Regions from separate parts of the Homo sapiens genome. Here region 2 is linked to region 1. The links are chromatin contacts, found by Hi-C or POLR2A ChIA-PET in ENCODE. All regions are on one chromosome and are shown on one strand. The core of a region is the stretch at or near the end of the contact, and the rest is flanking DNA. Distances in the headings are between cores, read along the strand shown.

The links. Hi-C counts contacts between places; a loop is a spot of excess contacts on that map. ChIA-PET counts read pairs that join two places held with the same protein, here RNA polymerase II (POLR2A). Pooled maps may share reads with other maps.
Region 2: POLR2A ChIA-PET joins it to region 1 with 7 read pairs in HCT116. The contact joins the promoter of MSLN here to the promoter of ANTKMT in region 1. A Hi-C loop is called at or near these places in 1 of 37 single-sample maps with no recorded cell type and 1 of 50 pooled maps. POLR2A ChIA-PET finds 5 or more read pairs at or near these places in 15 of 52 experiments (AG04450, BJ, H1 and 10 more).

Annotation. Positions count from the first base shown.
Region 1 is chr16:717,749-723,589 of GRCh38, forward strand. ANTKMT (adenine nucleotide translocase lysine methyltransferase) reads left to right here and starts at 3,398. Exons shown (of 5, transcript NM_023933.3): 1 at 3,398-3,688; 2 at 3,850-3,954; 3 at 4,053-4,193; 4 at 4,336-4,386; 5 at 4,561-4,842. The coding sequence starts at 3,527. The coding sequence ends at 4,809. It overlaps METRN (meteorin, glial cell differentiation regulator), which reads left to right. Exons shown (of 4, transcript NM_024042.4): 4 at 1-1,907. CCDC78 (coiled-coil domain containing 78) reads right to left here. Exons shown (of 14, transcript NM_001378030.1): 12 at 5,347-5,413; 13 at 5,174-5,274; 14 at 4,834-5,041. The coding sequence ends at 4,930. RefSeq lists enhancers at 1,974-2,681, 2,682-3,388 and a silencer at 3,039-3,958.
Region 2 is chr16:758,395-764,235 of GRCh38, forward strand. MSLN (mesothelin) reads left to right here and starts at 2,340. Exons shown (of 18, transcript NM_005823.6): 1 at 2,340-2,427; 2 at 2,679-2,780; 3 at 4,278-4,371; 4 at 4,839-4,882; 5 at 5,248-5,297; 6 at 5,629-5,749. The coding sequence starts at 4,287. RefSeq lists promoters at 921-2,770, 2,276-2,756, 2,278-2,296 and enhancers at 1,587-2,112, 2,278-2,296.

The DNA of each region.
Region 1 (5,841 bases), core at 2,148-4,647:
GCCCGCACCCTTGCCTGCTTCCCTGGCTGGCTCCCACTTGCCTCCCGTGCCAGGTGCTTCTGGGGCTCAGCAGGAGAGGAAAGGGGCAGAGGGGCATAGGGTCCCTCGGGTACGGTGGGGGCAGGCGGGCGCACAGCGCTCCGGCTCTGAGCCAGGCCTGTGAGGGAAGGGGCTGCAGGCTGGCAGGGTGCCGACTTCCCCCATGGCTGCTGTGAGCCCGCAGAGTCATCCTTGGCCCCGTCCCGCCCTTGGGGAAGAATGGGCCCCTCTGTCCTCAGGCCCCTTCGACGTGCTGAGCATCCAGACGTGGCGAGGAGCCCGAAGGGTGTGGGGTCCCCTCTGCAGGGTCCTGCTTGTTGCCTGTTTCCGGCGGGCGGGGTGCACAATGGGGTCTCTAAGGACCGTTTCCCGCCACTGGCCCCATTGTCACTGTCTCCGCCTTCCTCCTCGGCCTTTCAGCCGCATAAAGGGCCAGTGAGGTTTGGGACAGCCACAGCCCAAGGCTCCGAGGCTAAAAGCCCCTGGGTGGGGGTGTTCCAGGACACCTGGCCCTGTGTGAGCTGCCTCCTCTCACCCCAACCCCTCGGATCCTGGGAAAGAGACAGCCATGGCTCAAGGGCCAGGGACCCCTGGGCTGAGCCCCAGAAATGGCTTTCCATTCTCGCCTGGGCCGGGGTGGGGGTGGAGGCCAGAGGCCCTGCCCAGGCAGATGAAGCCCCCAGCTTTCAAGGGGGAAACTGAGGCTGTGTGAGGGACACAGCTGTGCAGGGCCCACAAACACGGTCCTTTCTCTAGGTTAGCGGATGCAGATGCCTGATGAGTGCCATGCCCTCTGTGGACACCTGGGGAGGGGGGTCACCTCCAGCGCCGCCCTGGGACTTCCACTGCACGTGCAAGAGACTTACCCTTTCACACAGATCACCTGCCTGCCGCAGGGCTGATGAGGATGGGTGAGGAGCGCAGCCACTGGGTGTCATGCACTGTGGGGGTTCTCCCACCTTCTGCCCCTCCTCAGGTTCCTTGCTGCTTCTCTCCTCTCCCAACTGTGGCACGCTGAGGGCTCAGGCACAGGACCGCTCCTCTGGGGCAGCCTCCAATAACCCTTGGACAACCTCCACTTTTTCATCTTCAGCCCTGACCACTCCCTGGGGCCCATAGCCTTACATCCATCTGCCCCCAGCCCAAACACTTCTGCAAACACTAGAAAAGGAGGTAGCCCGTGTGCCCTCCTGCACCGCCTCCTCCACTCCTGTCTTGGAGAGGCTTTCCCGTGGGCCGAGCAACCCCCTTACCTTTGGCACTTGCCCTGATTCTCTGGCCAGCTTCCTACAACCTCTCCTTTTCAGCCACACCCAAGTCCACCTGTTCACAAACACCCTGGGCTGGGCCCTGGCCGAACCCTGGCTTCTACCTACCTGTCTCAGGAAGTGCCTGAGCCTTGCACCTACAGACCCTCCCAGAGAAAGCCCTGGCTTTGCAACCAGCTGTCTTCTCATGAGACACAGGGCCACAGGAGCACCACGGTGCCCAAATGGGTCTTGGAGCATTAGACCAGGGGCTTCATGCCTGCCCTGGGGACAGGTGGCCAAAGTGGCATGGGAGATAGGGAGACAGTGTGGGTGAGCAGGTGGGCAGGAGCTACAGGAGCCTGGGGCCTGTGGATCACAGACACCGCCAGGCAAGTGCCAGTTCACACAGGTACAGGTGGCTGCAGAGTGCCCAAAGGCCAAGCAGCAGAGTGCCTGGTGTGGACGGGAGAGGAGTGGGGAGGTTGGGCGCAGTGGCTCACGCCTGTAATCCCAACACTTTGGGAGGCCCAGGCAAGCAGATCATGAGGTCAGGAGATGGAGACCATCCTGGCCAACATGGTGAAACCGTCTCTAATAAAACACAAAAAATTAGCCAGACATGGTGGCATGCATCTGTAATCCCAGCTACTCAAAAGGCTGAGGCAGAGGAATCACTTGAACCTGGAAGGCAGAGGTTGCAGTGAGCCAAGACTGCGCCACTGCACTCCAACCTGGGCGAAAGAGCGAGACTCAAGTCTCAAAAAAAAAAAAAAAAAAAAAAAAAAAAAAAAAAGAAGAGTGGAGAGTGCACGCTAGAGTCCAATTAGGTGCATTCATCCAGTAAGCCTCCTAGGTAACTGCTCTAGGTGCAGGGAATAATGCAGGCAGCAGGACAGGAATGGGCGCTGTCAGCTCCCCCTAGAGCTCAGTGTACATACACCCTTCCTTTCCTGGGAGGGCCGTTCCAGGCCCCCAGGAGACAGGACACGCTGAGCTGGGTGGGGCTGGGGCCAACGTGGGCAGGCCTGTGAGACTCTGCACTTGGGAGCTGGGGGCTGTGGTCTGCGGCATACCCATGTCTGGAAGCAGCCTCTGTCCCTGCAGGGGCTCTAGACCCCAGCCACGGATGGCTAAGGAGGAGCTAGGCCAGGGCACGCATAGACAACCCCCGACATTCACGGGTGTTCAGCCCTACCCTGGGTGTGGAGGTCGTGGCCCAGCTGCCTGACCCAGAGCTCGGCTCTTCCACTTGCGCTTCCCACCCCCAGCTTCACAAGGTCACCTCCAGGAACTCAGTCTTTTTGTGTGTTGTTTTCTGGAGAAGGAAGGTGATCTCCCCACTCCCGGGGCTGTCTGCCTTCCCTGTAGCTGGCAGGTGCCAGAGGCCCCCGCCTGTGACATCCGGCTTTCCTCCCACCACACTCGCCTGAGAGCCAGCATCTGTCTTCTTGGGCCTGCTCAAGCTCTCCTCCGTGTCAGCCCCTCCTCCATGCCCTTCTCCCTCAGACCCCACCCCCCATCCCTTCACCGCCCACTGGGGCTCATCGCTCAGGCTGTAGGAGGGAAATGGAAGGATGTCCTCCCGGGCTCTGGCTGGCGCTGGGTGTCCGAGTCAGCGGAGCGCCCCCAGCAGTCTCCCCGAGGCAGAGTCATGGGGGTGCTGGCGCCTGGACGCTGTCTCATCCCGGGGAGCCGCTTTCCCACCGGCTCCCTGGGCTCCAGCCGCCCCACGCGAGCCCCCGGCTGGTTCTGGGGCCAGGACCGCCCCTCTCCAAGGCAGACTTCCCTTCATTCCACGACAAAGACGCGCAGCCCCGTTTCCCTGGGGCTCTAGCCCGTGAGATCGCCGGGTGTATCCCGACTCCCGCCGGCACGTGCGCTCCCCCAGGGCAGGGCCTGCCTGTCCCCTTCCGCGGGTCGCCAGCAGCCAGCACAGGCCGCAAACGGCGGTCCGCAGAGCGGACCAACGGAGCCGACCCTCGCAGGCTTGGAGCCGGACGCGGCGGGGCAGAGCCCCCGAGGCTGCAGCTCGCCGGAACCCGCGGGAGGGCAGCCGGGCTGGGCGGAGCGCACAGCGCCACGGACCGACCGCGCAGGCTCTGCCGGCCACTTCCGGTGTCGCGCGGCGGCTCCCGGCAGGAGGCAGAGGGCACACCGCCAGCCCCAGGCCAGGCTGCGAGGGCCGCGGACCCGAGCCGGGAAGGACCTTGGGCGGACGAGCCGCGCGTCCCGCAGCCATGGAGCAGGACGACCCGGTCGAGGCGCTGACGGAGCTGCGCGAGCGGCGGCTGGGCGCGCTGGAGCTGCTGCAGGCGGCGGCCGGCTCGGGCTTGGCAGCCTACGCGGTGTGGGCGCTGCTGCTCCAGCCCGGCTTCCGGCGCGTGCCGCTGCGGCTGCAGGTGCGGGGCGGGGCCAGGCCGGGCAGGGGAGCTCGGCTGCCGCTCAGGGTCTCAAGGTCTGGGCGTGGCCGGGGTGAGCTCCGCCCCGCCGTGTGGTAGTTCGGGCCGGGCTGCGGGCGGGGCGGGAGCGGCCAGTGGACTCTCGCCGCCACCCGGTCCAGGTGCCCTACGTCGGCGCGAGCGCGCGGCAGGTGGAGCACGTGTTGTCGCTGCTGCGAGGACGCCCCGGAAAAACGGTGGATCTGGGCTCTGGCGACGGCAGGATCGTAAGTGCCTGCGTCTGGGTCTTCGCCGCCCCACACCGCCCACCTGCTGGCGGGCGCCCCTGCCCACATCCTGGTTCCCACACTCTCGGTGCCCACAGGTGCTGGCGGCCCACAGGTGCGGCCTCCGCCCGGCCGTGGGCTACGAGCTGAACCCCTGGCTGGTGGCGCTGGCGCGGCTGCACGCCTGGAGGGCCGGCTGTGCCGGCAGCGTCTGCTATCGCCGCAAGGATCTCTGGAAGGTAACCTGGGGATCCCTGGCCACCCGCTGACAGCCCAAGGTGCGGCTGACACCTGCGAGGGCTGGGGGCCGGGACTCGGAAGCTGCGATGACCCGGTGCCCACCAGGCCTCTCCCCGGCCGGGGCGACTTCTCTTCCGGCAGGTGAGCCTGAGGGACTGCCGCAACGTGTCTGTGTTCCTGGCCCCTAGCGTGGTAGGTGCGGGGTTGCCAGCCCCGCTGGGAAGCCCCAGCCACACCCCAGGGTGTTTGCTGCTCTGAGGCCTGGGCCTGCCTGGTGGGTGCTAGGCTTGGGGCTAGGGGGGTGAGCGCGGCTGTTTTCTACCGGCCCCGCCCCCGCCCCCTCTACTCTGCTGTTCTCTCCCTCAGCTCCCGCTGCTGGAGGACAAGCTGCGGACAGAGCTGCCTGCTGGGGCCCGCGTGGTGTCTGGGCGCTTCCCACTCCCCACCTGGCAGCCTGTGACCGCGGTTGGCGAGGGCCTGGACCGAGTATGGGCTTATGATGTTCCTGAGGGTGGGCAGGCTGGGGAGGCCGCCTCCTCGCGGATACCCATCCAGGCTGCCCCCGGACCTAGTTCTGCCCCCATCCCGGGGGGCCTTATTTCTCAGGCCAGCTGAGTATTAGACACGATAAAGACTCTGTGGGTTCTATCCTGACTCATGTTTTATGGGGGGCTGGGTGGGAGGGTTCTGTGCTGGCTGAGGAGCTCTGCTCTGCTCTGCTCCTTGGGAGACGGCCTAGTGGCTGCCGGTCCTTGGATGCTGGGGCTTGGCTGGAGGCACAGCCCCCACTTTCCAGGGGTCCCCTGCACCTGCCAGCTTCCTCAGCCTCAGGATTTCGTGCTTGTACCTGCTCAGAGGAACCATGCTTAAGTGACTTGCCCAGCTGTGGACAGGTCTGCTTTTAGCGCCTGAGGCAGCCATCATCCTTCATTCCAACCAGACCAGGGCCCTGGGGTCACACCCAGCTCCCTCTGCCCACCTGCCCAGGTGCTGGTCCACGTACTCCTGTAGCTCAGAAAGTTGCTCTTCAGCCATCGTGGCCCGGACCAGCAGCTGTGCCCGCTCCCGTTCCAGCTCTGCCTGGCATGGGGATGTAAGCCATGAGCTGGGGCATGGCGTGAGGATGGGCCTGGGCCAGCCCTTGCCTCCTACCTGGGTGCTGCGGGAGAAGTCCCGGAGCTTCTGGTGGATCTGGGCCCAGGATGCAGCGTCCAGGCCCCTGTGAGGGGAGAGGAAAGGAGGAGTGGTTTTGAGAGCTGGCATGGTGACACAGGGACAGACGTGACCGTGCTGAGTCAGGTTCCCAGAGCCGGGAGGGGACACCTGGGAGTGAGTGAGGGAGGCATGGGCCCCCCCCGTGCTCCTGTGGCGCCCCCCCCAGGCCTTGGAGCCATCCGTGTATAGGGACAGCCCGGGCCCAGGGGGTCTGCTGGCTGCTGGGGGAGGGCTAAACCACAAGGCCAGCCCAGACAGTGACTCCAGCATCAACAGGGATGCCACCCCCACACGGGTGTGCCCTAAACCCCAGGAAATGGTCCTTGGGGAGCCCTGCCCATTGTACAGCTGGGAACATGGAGGCCCAGAGGCAAGGGCTGGCCCGGTCACCAGGCGCCCTGCTCCCACCCCTCGCGTCCTCCAGGTCTCAGC
Region 2 (5,841 bases), core at 1,090-3,589, 40 kb after region 1:
AAAAAAATCACACAGATATTCTTATTTTTCTTCTTTCTTTCTTTCTTTTTTTTTTCAGTAGAGACGGGGTTTCATCATGTTGGCCAGGATGGTCTTGATCTCTTGACCTCATGATCCACCTCGGCCTCCCAAAGTGCTGGGATTACAGGCGTGAGCCACCACGCCTGGGCTTTTTTTTTTTTTTTTTTTTTTTTGAGATGGAGTCTCGCTCTGTTGCCCAGGCTGGAGTGCAGTGGTGCCATCTCGGCTCACTGTAAGCTCTGCCTCCCGGGTTCACGCCATTCTCCTGCCTCAGCCTCCCGAGTAGCTGGGACTACAGGCGCCCGCCACCACGCCCGGCTAATTTTTTGTATTTTTAGTAGAGACGGGGTTTCACCGTGTTAGCCAAGATGGTCTCGATCTCCTGACCTCATGATCTGCCTGCCTCGGCCTCCAAAAGTGCTGGGATTACAGGCGTGAGTCACTGCGCCCGGCATTTTTTTTTTTTTTTTTTTTTTTTTTGAGACAGGGTCTTGCTCTGTTGCCCAGGCTGGAGTGCAGTGGCGTGATCTCGACTCACTGCAACCCCTACCTCCTGGGTTCAAGTGATTCTTCTGCCTCAGCCTCCTGAGTAACTAGGATTACAGGCATGTGCCACCACGCCCAGTTAATTTTCATATTTTTAGTAGAAACGGGGTTCCTCCATGTTGGCCAGGCTGGTCTCGAACTCCTGACCTCAGGTGATCCGCCCACCTCGGCCTACCAAAGTGCTGGGATGACAGGCGTGCGCCACCACACAGGGCCTCATTTAAAGATTCTTTATAGAGATGAGGTGTCACTACGTTGCCCAGGCTGGTCTTGAACTTCTGGCCTCAACGGACCCTCCCGCATCGGCCTCCCACGGTGCTGGCTGAAGGGTGAGCCCAGGCTGGCCACAGCGCGTTTTCATCATTGTCCGCAGCTTGCAGTCGGCTGGTTCAGAGCTTAGCCGGGCACATGGGCCCCTCTGAGGCTCCTGTTCAGGGCTCAGCCGTGTCTACGGGGCCCTCCGAGCTCTTCCTGGACCCTCCTCGGCTCCTTCAGTTCAGGGCTCAGCTGGGCACGTGGGCGCCTCCTTGGCTCCTCCGGCTCAGGCCTCTCCTCGAGCTCTGGGCCCTGAGTATTCTGGGCTCCTTCCTTGGTTTCCTTTGGCCTTTGGCCGGGAAAGTTGTGGGTGTCCGTGGCAGCCTGGGCCACTTCACAGCCCCGCAGCCAACCTGCGGCTCCTTCAGAGCAAAGCTGTGTGGACACAAAGGGAACGCCACTCGGAGCTGGCCTCTCCCTTTACCTGTGAGTTCCCGCCCAAGCCGGCTGCCTTCTGTCCCCTCCCCAGAGCCCTTGGGTAACTGGTTTGCTACAAGAGTGTCTGGAATTTTTCAGTTGTTCTCTGCGGAAGGGAGTTTTTAAAAGGCCCTTAATCCCTTCTTGACATTTGTAAGTTGACGCTTACACCTGGCAGCCTTGCTGAATTCTGTGTGCGTGAAGGTCCGATTCCACCGCGAGTCACGATAGAAAACCCACTCTGTGGAGAGACCAGAGATGACCGCCGCGCACACCTCCGTTCAGCACACAAACCTTTGCAGGTGTTCATAGCGGAGGCAGATTCCGTACTGGGGATAAGAGCTCACGACATGCTGGGAGGGGTTTCAGGGGCAGGGAGGGGGCTTCTGTGGCCCCAGGTCAGGAGGAGCAGCTCTTCCATCAGCAGCAGGCAGCCAGCCCAGATGCGTAGGGAAGACAGCTCCCACTTCGCCAGGCCAGAGAGCGCCCGGGGGCAGCTCTGTTCCAGTCGACCCTGCGAGAAAGGGGTGTGCGTGTGCCTGGAGCTGGGCCCCGTCCTGCCTCCCTGACCTGTGTGCTCCCACAGCCCTGAGACGGACGGCTCACAGCCTTGCGAGGCCCACACTGCACTGGGGGTCAGGCTTGTGCTCCCGGGAGTCCTGTCTGGGCTGCGTGGCCACCATCCAGAGCCTGCTGACCTGCGACTGGGGGGGCCAGTGCTCCCTGGGTTTCAGCACCTGAGAATCAGAGTGGGATCCCGTGAAACCTGGGCCCAGGCTCCCACCCACGCCCCACACCCACCCAGGGAAGCCATGAAACCTGGGCCCGGGCTCCTACACATGCCCCACACCCACCCAGGGCAGCCGTGAAACCTGGGCCCGGGCTCCCACCCTCGCCCACCGAGGGCAGCTTTGCCTTCCTGGGCATCCCTCCTCCCCCAGGCCTGGCCCGCTGCCTGTCCAAGGCTCCTGTGCGGGGTCTCCACCCACACATTCCTGGGGCGTGAGGCGCCACCACTCCCTGCTGCCCCGGGCAAAGCCGTCATTTGTTCCCTTTGACGGCCCGGGAGGCTGCCAGGCTCTCCACCCCCACTTCCCAATTGAGGAAACCGAGGCAGAGGAGGCTCAGGTGTGGCCAATCACCCTGCACATCAGAGTTACCCTGGGCAGGGCCCACTGAGACCTGGGAGGGGCCACTCGGGACCTGGAGGGCTGGGGGCTGCCCGGGCGTTAGGGGTAAAGCTCCCTACCCAACTGCGCAGAAGGCCTCAGAGGCCTGGGGGCTGGGCTTCCCCTTTCACATCGCCCTTTAGAGGCCCACGTGTGGGCATTGGCCCGCGATCTGAAAGGGGCTGTCCTGTTCCTCATGGGCGCTGCCAGCGCCACGCACTCCTCTTTCTGCCTGGCCGGCCACTCCCGTCTGCTGTGACGCGCGGACAGAGAGCTACCGGTGGACCCACGGTGCCTCCCTCCCTGGGATCTGTAAGTAACAACCTTTGAGCTCTTCCTGTTGTGGTGTGGATGGAATCTGCACCTTCCATCTGGAGAACTGGGGCCGCCCCAGGCCGGGCTTCCAGCACCAGAGCGATGGTCAGGCTTCAGCTGGACGCAGATTTCACCCCGCAGGGCACACGCAGACCCATTTGTTTGGAAGCGGCAGTCCTAAGGCAGTGCAGGTGCCTCCACGGCCCCAGCCCAGCTCTCCTGCAGGTGTAAAGGATGCAGATTCCAGGGCCCCCCATGGCCTGCAGAGGCCCCTCAGAGCAGGAAGGGCCGGGCTCTCGGGGAGCCCCCATCCCAGGTGCTGAGGTCCTTGGGTCACATGGAGCTGGGGTGGGGAGTGCCCAGGTCCCCTGTGATCCGATGGCCACGTTTCCCTCCTGGCTTCACGCACCCCAAGGGCTGGGGGTCCCACTCACTGCCCATTTTCTGGCTGTGGGGGGGGTCTGTTTTCTTCCACCTTCTCAAGGTGTTCAGAGCCTCAGGGGCCTCCCCACTTCCTCTGGGGCCTGGGGGAGTAGAGTCTGTCACCCGGAGGCTGTGTGCCTCCCCGCGACATTCCCCAGTGGCCGGGCCGACCAGGCAGGCTCTGCCTGTGGATGGGGCTGCTGAGCATGAGCGTGTGACCCCCATTTCTGAGCTGTGGGTGGACCCACCGGGCCTGGGCCAAGGTTTTCAGGAGGCAGCTCTATTCTACTCCGCCATGGTGGCCTCCCTGAAAGGGGTGAGTGTAGAAGCCAGTTCCCTCTTCTGCGAGCCCCACCCCTACCCCAGGAGGACAATTCTTGTTCAGGGAGGGTCTCCCCACCCACTTCCCCACCCCACAGTGGCCCACAGGCCCCACCCTAGAGAGTACAAGGGGCTCCCCAGGCTGCTCACTGGCCCAGCCCCGCCCCACCTGGACTGCACCTGAAAATGGGCTCAGAGAGGCCAAGTGGCCCAAAAAGACGCTGCTGGGTGGGAAGGGGCGGTGGCCTCTGTGCCCGCAGTGCCCCTCCTGCCTCAAGGGTGTTGTCTGCCTGGCAGAGCCTGGGGTGTTCACAAAGCCCAGGCACCTGCAGCTGAGGGCAGGGGAGAGGGAAGGGAGCCACATCCAGGCGACGGGGCTGCTCGTCCTCCTGTGCGAGAGTGGGGAGACTCAGGCCAGCCCAAGTGGGCGGCGGCCCCGGTTGCTTGATCTAAGCTCTGCTCACACTGCCCTGCCCTTCTGGGAGAGGGGTGGGCGCCAACTGACTCCTGGGCTGTCTGGGCTGGGGACCGGGATCTCAGACCCAGCCCCTCCCCTGGACAGGAGGAGCCAGTCCAGGGGACAGAGGGCTCAGTGGCTGGAGGGCAGGGCCAGGGTGCGGACACAAGCTGCAGGTACCACAGAAGTTTGCTCTGGGAGCCCCTCCTGGGCCCATGTGGCCCCAGGCTGGCCCAGGACAGAGGCGTGGGGTGGGAGCAGGGGGTCCCATCCTGAGTCACTGCCCTCCACAGACACAGACCATGGCCTTGCCAACGGCTCGACCCCTGTTGGGGTCCTGTGGGACCCCCGCCCTCGGCAGCCTCCTGTTCCTGCTCTTCAGCCTCGGTGCGTACTTGATGGGGCTGCTGGTGAGGTGGGGACGGCCCAGGGGCCTTGGGGGCCAGGCCCCCAGCAAGGCTTTGCCTGCCCCTGCCTTCTCCCTGGAGTGCCTGTGGTGGCCACGTCTCAGCAGCAGTCTCTGCCCCCAGAGGTGACTGGAGCTGGAGATCCAGCCAGGGAGTGATGGGGCTCAGGACACAGTGGGGATGTCTGTGGGATGGGTGGTCTGACCGGCCAAGCAGCCGGGTCTCAGGGAAAGATGTGGAAGGCCGGGCTCCCTGGTGGAGTCCCGACCCCTGTGCCTGGGGGACTGTGATGTCACGGGGTACATGGGCCTGAGCCACTGGCTTCTCTTTGGGGTGTGCACAGGGCTGGCTGTGGGGGCGGCCAGGCTCTGCCTCCTTCCTCCCCTGGGTCAGGGCACAGCCCAGAGGCCCGCCCCCTCCCCCAAGCTGTCCCCTCTGCCCCTTTAGGATGGGTGCAGCCCTCGAGGACCCTGGCTGGAGAGACAGGGCAGGTAAGGTCCCCTCTGGGGAAACAGGGGAGGGTCTTCAGGTCCCAGGTGGGGGTGCCATGCTGTGTTCTCTCTGTCACGTATCCACGGTGCTTGCCAGTTTCCACGGTCCTTGCTTGCAAAGGGGCACCTGGACCTGCATGTGACTGGCCTGGGAGCAGCCAGGTCCAGGGAGCGGCAGAGCTGAAATTGCAGCTGGGTCTGGGAAGTAGATGGATGAGAAGCAGCCAAGCCCATGGGTCTGAGACACAGCCAGGCCTGGGAAGTAGCTGAACTCGGGGAGTACCTGGCCCAGGGGTAGCGGGACCTGGGAACTCCTGCTCCAGAGAGCTGGTCTGAGCCATGTTCAGCAGGCCCTGTGTCCCCAGGAGGCTGCGCCCCTGGACGGAGTCCTGGCCAACCCACCTAACATTTCCAGGTGGGTCTGGGGTCCTCACAGTCCTCAAGGGTGAGGCTCGAGGGGCCCTCGGGACTGAGGGTGGGCAGGGCACCCCATCCCCCAGCATCCCCTCCCCCTTCCTCCTCTGCTCCACCTCAGATCTGACTGGGCTCAGGACTGCGGGAGGGACTGACACCCCTCAGGTGATGGCAACTCCCGGCCCTTGAGGGCGTCACCTGGTCTTGGGGGGAGGTCTGCAGGGAGCACCAGGGTCCTTTGGGGAGAGGTGGGGCTGTGGGGCTTGGGGAGCACTGGGTGGACATTGCAGGGGAGGGGCGATCGTGGGTGCCCAGCCCGACCCTTCCTGCAGCCTCTCCCCTCGCCAACTCCTTGGCTTCCCGTGTGCGGAGGTGTCCGGCCTGAGCACGGAGCGTGTCCGGGAGCTGGCTGTGGCCTTGGCACAGAAGAATGTCAAGCTCTCAACAGAGCAGGTCAGTCTCAGTTGGGCTGAGGCAGGTGGGCACAGCTGGGGCTGAGGAATTCACAGGCAGCTCTGCAGTGCCCACCTTGCCACCACGGTCCC